Regions from separate parts of the Homo sapiens genome. Here region 1 is linked to region 2. Evidence: chromatin contacts called from ENCODE Hi-C or POLR2A ChIA-PET data. All regions are on one chromosome and are shown on one strand. Each heading gives the region's core, a stretch centred on a gene start or an enhancer-like site at or near the end of the contact. The rest is flanking DNA. Distances are from core to core; before and after follow the strand shown. Region 1 holds the start of ITPR2-AS2 (ITPR2 antisense RNA 2). Region 2 overlaps SSPN-AS1 (SSPN antisense RNA 1).

Region 1 (3,662 bases), core at 219-2,718, 72 kb after region 2:
ACCTGCAAGGCTTTCAACTCTGCTGACCTTCAGAGTGTCAGAGCAGTGCCGAAGCCCAGGACATGGCTGTCATCCCTTATTCCTCCTAGCTCAAATCACCCTCAATATCCTGATAGGAACCAAATACCAGGCCATCCCGCCATTTCAGTCTCTGTCCCAAGGACTCCTCATTAAATTCCATCATCATCCTTCAGCTAACAACCAAAAGCCTTCCTGAAACACAGCCTCATGCAAATAGGTACTGAGAAAACTTCCTAGCCCCTAGTTCTGCAAACACTCACCTACGCAGTTTAGAATCAGCTAGGTTACGTGCCTGTGCATTTATATATGCAGATAAATAATACAGCAGCTATACTACAAGTAGGTGTCTCTTCAGCCTGTTTACTTTAATTTTTACATATTAGGCTCATCTCTGAATGCCCAAAAGAGGATGTAACTGATATATTCTCCTGGCAAAAGAGTCAGGAGTCATTTCCCAGCTGAGGGGATGGGTTGATGCTCTTCCATTTTCTCTTAACCCTGTGCAAATGGTGCTGGGCCATAAGAGGACATCTGGGATTCAACTCCCACTGTGTATGGCTAAGAATCAGAACAAAGTATGATGTCCACAGAGGACCTTGAGCTCACAGGCTCCATTCCAGAGAGTAATACAGGGATAGTAAACCACTGGAAGCAAAGACTCCCTGTGGAATAGCTGCAGTCATCCCCCATGCTGGCCCAGCCACCTGAGAAGAGACAGTCTTGTTAGGTTGACTTAACTATTGGTCACCTGAATTTAATTTGGCTTACTGAATTATGGATGAAGGAGACAATAATCCCCAAGAGTTGGCCAATCTTTGTCATCAGGGGTTTTCTTATGTTGGTGAGAGTGTTCTAGTACCTTAATAGGCAGCTTGAGTTTGATGCATGAGTCATAATGAATCAGATGTACCAGAGTTGTTGTTTTGATTCAGCTCAGCAGTTATGTCTTTGAATCTGAGTCTCAGATGGGCACCTGAATAGACTCATCACAAAGCTTCATTGCAAATTATACAGTGCAGGGAAGCTCAACAAATTATTCTGATTGTTTCCAGAAAGAAAAAGGAAGGCAGGATTATACAGCATTTAGTGTCACCAATTAACAAGGTCATGGGGCTGAACCACTCATTCCAAAAACTTAATATCTACAAACTCAAGCACAAGGAGCCTCTTTTAATTATTTGGAAACTGTGGGCTGCAGGGAAAGCGAGTGCTCTCAGCCTTGTGATCTGAGCAAGGTTCAGGAGCTGGAGTGGGTTTGGCTGAGTCACCACTGGCTGCATGACCCCACACACATCACCTGACCTCCACATGCTTCAGCTGGCCCGGCTGTAGAGATGAGAAAATGCAGCCGGAAGGCCCCAAGGGGCAAAAACAGCCTTCTGCACACAGCTGCCCTGGGGCAGCTTCCTGCGGCACAGTTTAGCTCTATCAGAGGCAGGGGGACCCTAGTCTGGGCCACCAAAGCAGCCTTACCTAAAAGCCACCTTTGGGAAAGGGCCTGTTTCATGCCGCAAGTGTAGGAGTATAAGTAAGTAAAACCTTTTTTAAGCCTTGAAAATACTCATATGTTTTGGTTGCATGATTTCATTTGAATGAATTTATTCTTAGTCAGGAATCAGAGGCGTACACAAATATGTATGTTCAATCATGCTCATCATAGTGTTAACTTTAGTAACGAAAAACTGAAAATTATCTAAATGTTCAACTGTAAAGCATTGTACAACAAACTATGGTACATTTTTATTTTGGAAGGTTGTATGGCCATTAAAAAATCACTAGAACAGAATAATCAATGACCTGGGAAAATGTCCACCGTAGGATAGTATATAGAGAAGGACCGTAAAACAACATTGTTAGAATAATCCAATTTGTTTTACACTATATGTACTCCCAGGTGGATAGACAAAAGCCTGGAAGGTGAGACAAGAAATTATTAATGATGTTTAATCTCTGCGTTTGGGGATTATCAGCTCTTTTTAAAATTTATGGTGCTTGCCTGTATGTTCCAATATTTTCTATCACAATGGTCATGTGTTCTTTTTGCCATAAAAATCAATTTTGAAATTCCCCGAGTTGCTGTTAACTTGGCCTGTCTGTTGCATATGGGGCCAAACTACACGCCTACCTGTGGAGCAAATGAATACAGTGACTCATCTGTGAGCTGAGGCTTGAGCAATTCCAGCCCAGGAGGCTCTCCGGCCTGGGAACAGAGTGGGATTTTTTGTCTGAGGAGGCTGAGTCTGGAAGAAGGATGACTCTGTGGGTGGTTTCCTAGATCCTCAATGCACGTGGCTTCCGGCCTTGACTCCTCCCTTAAATTCTGGGTTGCTGGCCAAGGCTGAAGAACAAATTTGCCTCAGCAGCCAACTCCTCTATGTAAGCCTGACATTTACTCTGTATCTACATAATATCTATTAAGCAACACCTGATCCTGTTCACCAGGATGTATGTTCCCAGGGAAACCTTCCTTTCAAAGTTAAGCAGGCATTCTTGGTAAGTAGCCCTAACACCTGGGAATCATGCAGTTAACTTTCCAGGCCTCAATCCTACATGAGTGTCCTGGGTTATAATAGCATGGCTGGATGGGTGGTGATCTCACCATTTTAGCCAGTGGCTCATCCTGCATGGGAAGAAAAGTTTTAAAATGGCACAGCTTCCTTTGAGAAGAGAGCCATCTGCTCCATAATATATGGGGAAGGAAAATGGTGCTTTATGAGACAATCAGAGCAAATTGGTACATCATCATGGAGCTTTCAAGGTGATATTTTCTAAAACAACATAGCCATTTTTTATTCCTCTTACCAAAGCCAAGGGGCAGTCGATAATCTCAACATTTCTGCTCTCTGCTTCAGGTGTAGGCTGTCATTGGCTTGCTTAGGTCAATAGTGGACACCAGCCTTCCCTGAGCTGACTTATTGAAGATGGCCCAAGGGCCTGGCAGGCAGTCTGAAGTACAATCTAACATTGTAACAGATAAGTCCCAGTGTGAAAGAGAGTCATATTATCTCCATTTCACACAGAAGAAACCAAAGTATGAATCCTCATCAAAATACATTTTATTGAGCACATACTTTGTGTCTGGTAACGTTTCAGGCACTGGGAAAACAGCAGTGAACAAAATAGATCAAGTCTTTGCCCTCAAAAAGTTTACATTCTTTTGAGAGTAAACAATAAGCAGAGTTTTAATATACTGGGTGATAATCAATATGAAGAAAAGTAAGGCTGAGTAAGAGGATAGAGAATAAAGGAAGTGCAATTCTATATAGAGTAACTAGGGGAGTTTTTTCTGATAAACTGATGTTTGAGCAGAGACAAAAAGGCAGGGAGGAAGTGAGCCACTTGCATCCTTGCAGGACAAATGTTTGAAATAGAGAAAAGAAGGCTGGGTGCGATGGCTCACACCTGTAATCCCAGCATTTTGGGAGGCCAAAGCAGGCAGATCACCTGAAGTCAAGAGTTGGAGATCAGCCTGGCCAACATGGAGAAAGCCTGTTTCTACTAAAAATACAAAAACTAGCTGGGTGTAGTGGCATGCGCCTGTAATCCCAGCTACTCGGGAAGCTGAGGCAGGAGAATCGCTGGAACCCAGGAAGCGGAGGTTGCAGTGAGCCAAGATCATGCCACTGCACTCCAGCCTGCAA
Region 2 (3,803 bases), core at 522-3,021:
TCCCTCATCCATAAAACGGGGGTAATAAGAGCACCCATCTCATAGGGTCATTGTGAGGCATACATGGGTTTGTCTCTGTAATGCGCTGGGAAGAGTGCCTGGAACATTCTAAGGGCGCAATCTGTGCTTATCATTATCATTACCTGTTATCAACCCTGTTTCCCAGCTCATCTTTGAATCTGAAAATATGGGCTAGAGATGGAAGAGGAGGGGAATTATTTTATTATACTTGACTAGGTGCTCAGGAACACTAGAGTTACAGCTTGATGAGAGCGCGAGGAATCCTTTTTCCTGTACCTAAACTCAGCTGTAACCATGAAGGCATGCATGCTTGCAGTTAACACTGAAATAGAGAGCAGTTTCCAGAGTGTGCTTTCCTAGAGAAATCCCTGATAGGCTTCAGACTTTTACATTAAAGTCTAGTTTCTGGCTAATATAATGAGTCCTCTCTGAAACTAGCCTAGTATGCACTGTGCTTTCTCATTGTGTCATCAGATCTACAACAGGAAGTGGCGCTCCTGCCACCAAGTCTTCAGCAGTGGAATTGGGTTTTAGACTCTGTTGCTAATGCCCCTATTGCCAATAAGCATTCAATATTTCTGCTTAGCCTTCTTCTTGTGCCATTGGTGATGCCCTTCTCAAAGATGGGCTGGTCCTCCAGGGGAGATACATGCTGGGACTTCTAAAAAGCCCCAGGATTTCAGAGCCAGCCCCACTATGATGCATGAAAAGGGATAGTGGGCAAGTAATGGGACTTTCTGTTTTCCATCAGATCCTCAGTCCTTCCGGTTCCGTGTCAGTGCTTTTGCCTTCAGTGAGTTTGCAGTGGAAGTCTCAGGAGATATCACATAATTACTAGCACACAAGGAAGAAGTGGAAAGTAGAGAGGGAATCTAAAGACAATTTCCAATGGCAATTAATTGGCTTGACGCCAAAACCTTCTGAAGGCCGTTTTATGCTGGAAAGAAAAAGAGTGATCTGGGAGTCCCTGATCCTGCTAATGAAATCATGCGGCAGGAAAACCTTCCCATGTTTCTGATTTTTTTTTCTTTGTCTTTCCTACAACCACCAGTGCAAACACACAACACCCATAATGAATGGAGAACCTGGTTAATTGTGTAAACTCCTTCCAAAACAATCAGGTCTTAGCCCTCCCCACTGCATTTGAGAGAGCGACCAAATATGCAACTTAAAGCTAACACACATTGGACGTGGGAGTCCGTAGGTACAACAGAAATAAGCACCATCATCGGCCATGCCGCCGGAACAGTTAGAAACATTCTTCACCTGCTCAACCTGAAAAAAGGACCCGGCTCCAGCTTATCTTGGTAAGTGGCTAATGTGAAGTGAGCTCGGGGAAGCCTTCCATGGCCTCAGAACCATCTCCTGCACTCTGAGCAGTGCCCTTGGCAACACAACAGAAGACTGGAGGAAGGGGGCGAGGCCCACCCCAGGAGAAGGAAAGGACAGCATGAAACATGATGCAGCTGCTGAACTTTCTTTTCATTACCTTTAAATTATATCAATTTCTAGACTTTGCGATATCTACTGAAAAGAGAAAAGAGACTTAAAAATAATCTATCTGCTTTTAACCTAATTCAAATTGAGCAATAATGAAAGTAATTCTGCCTGTGCAAAGACTGGACCACCACTTTCACAGCTCCCTGCCTCCCAGTTCTGTGTGGCTAGGAGTTTCCATTTCAACTCTCCTGCTCTGAAGCAAGAAAAACACAGGCCTCACTGCTGTCGCCTCTGGCCCTGTGTTACCCCTTACCTGGAGTGACTCACCACATCAGCCCAGGGTGTGAGCGAGGGCAGGGCTTGTGTACCAAAGCTGGAGGAATGTGCACCATCTCTCCAGCTTCCTTAATCACCTGTGCCTGAAGGGCCTCTGTTAGAAATGCCCAGTACCTCCTGGATCATTAAATCATTGATGTGCTCCATAGTCCAAGTGGAATTGGGGGAAGAGGTGACCAAGATGTTGCTTGGTCAGCTGAGGTTGGAGTGGTAGAGTGGGAACGTGGTGGGTAGAGGAGGAGGTGTTTGCGTCACCAACCCCCAAGCCTTTGTCAAGATCCTAGCACTCCAAGCCCTTCCTTGATCTTCTGCCATGAGGTATATTTTATTATCACTGGATCTATAGATCTTTGAGTCATCTGAGCTTCTCCTCTTGGTCACAGGATAAGAAATGAGGGCAAGAGGGAAAGGAAATGTAAAAGCTTTAATATACCTATTTTGTGCTAGTCATTGTTCTAGGAGCTGGATATATAGGACCAATAAAACAGACAAGCTCACTACATCCAGAAGGAGAGACAGACAATGAAAAGACAAATAAATAGAACATTTTAGATAGTGGGCAAGTGCTATGAAGAGGGTGCTCTTACAGAAGAGAGAAAAGAGGTAGGGCAATATTGGGAAGGATGGTGAGGGAAGGACATGCCATTTGATCCTTAACCTGAATAATAAATGATAGCCAGCCAACAATATGGGGAAAAAGCATTATAGGTAGAAGGAACGGCAAATGCCAATCCCAGGAATGAGGCTGGGCAATCAGAGCAACAGAAAGAAGACATGGGTCCCTTGATCAGAGTGTCTGTGGGGCCAGCTACTACCGCACGGGAATGAAGTGGTCAGTTGCTGTCAGATTGCAGAGGGGCTTACAAGCCACTGTAAGGAAGTTGGGAGCCATTGGAGTGTTTGCAAGCAGTAGAGTGACATGAAGTTTATCACCTGTGTTTCCCACTCACACATGTGACACACACATATATACCCAGACATAAACACAGGGAAGATATATGAGTGGGCAGAGACACAGTTTGAGTTGTCAAAATATTTTATGTTTTTATAATTGACTGTTACTACAAATTGGATATTTAGAAAGATGAACAATTTCTCAGAAGTATAAAAGGAAGGGCTAGATTAGAAAATAAGTTAAGTATTTCTTGGAAACCGTTTTATAAAATTAATACCTGAAATGAAACAGCACCATTCACACAGAAGTCATGCTGGACATTGACTTTTGAAAGCCAACATTTAAGACATTTCTTCGTGACCAGAACAGGGTCACAATAGGGAAGAAAAAGCTGGATGGCTTTTTCACTAAGCCCCTTGGACTTACATATCCATTAAGAGAAGGCACAACTTGGTTTAAGGAACAAAAAACCAGTAATTTACAAGTGGCGTGGTTTATCCATATTTACTCAGAGCACCAAGCCTCCCTCTGAGACCCAGAGGAGAACTTTCAGTTTTACCCTCGTGCTTAACCACAGTGGTCTCTCTTTGTCCAAAGACATTGCACCACCCTGGAAGACACAGTCAATGAAAGTTCTTGGAGCAAGTAAACGTTTTGGGGTGTTGACCTATGAAATTCCTTCAAATACTTCTTTTATTTTGACTGACTGACTTCCTTCCTTCCTTCCTTCCTTCCTTCTTTCCTCCCTCCCACCCTCCCTCTCTTCCTTCCTTCCATCTTTATTTTCTTTCAAAAACTTTAAACAGGAGAGGCGGACAAATCTGAAAGAAAAGGGAGGATTATTTTTATTACAAACTGTGAGTATATCCAATATGGCTAAAATTACATAATACTGTTCTTCTGAAAGGATGGAGTTTTAAAAACCTGGTATTCTCTGAGACTACAAGTAAACAGACTTCATAGCCACAGAGCTTCTTGTTGTTGAAAGCAAATATGTACAGAAGGCAAACAAATATCTTTTTTAAAAAACCAAAGTTAATGTTGAAGAAAATTATGATGGTCTTGAACAGAGTAGTTATTAGCAAAGAATACATGAAAACATGAATTACTT

Evidence for each region. A loop is a pair of places that touch in the nucleus more often than their neighbours do. ChIA-PET counts read pairs that join two places held with the same protein, here RNA polymerase II (POLR2A).
Region 1: a loop to region 2 is called in a map of mammary epithelial cell, with 4 times the contacts of the local background. The contact joins the promoter of ITPR2-AS2 here to the enhancer-like site in region 2. A Hi-C loop is called at or near these places in 3 of 168 maps with a recorded cell type or tissue (MCF 10A, PC-9 and mammary epithelial cell). POLR2A ChIA-PET finds 5 or more read pairs at or near these places in 1 of 52 experiments (MCF 10A).

Annotation. Positions count from the first base shown.
Region 1 is chr12:26,317,456-26,321,117 of GRCh38, forward strand. ITPR2-AS2 (ITPR2 antisense RNA 2) reads left to right here and starts at 1,469. Exons shown (of 6, transcript NR_199072.1): 1 at 1,469-1,549. RefSeq lists an enhancer at 1,162-1,211.
Region 2 is chr12:26,244,845-26,248,647 of GRCh38, forward strand. All of the region lies in intron 1 of SSPN-AS1 (SSPN antisense RNA 1), which reads right to left. Among named protein-coding and RNA genes, the nearest start is that of SSPN-AS1, 25 kb to the right of the region's middle. RefSeq lists enhancers at 423-602, 1,218-2,417. Within about 2 kb of position 1,772, at least 8 of the 41 ENCODE cell types and tissues checked have a DNase peak (open chromatin) inside an H3K27ac peak, as active enhancers do; they include PC-9 and mammary epithelial cell, where a contact is called at or near this core.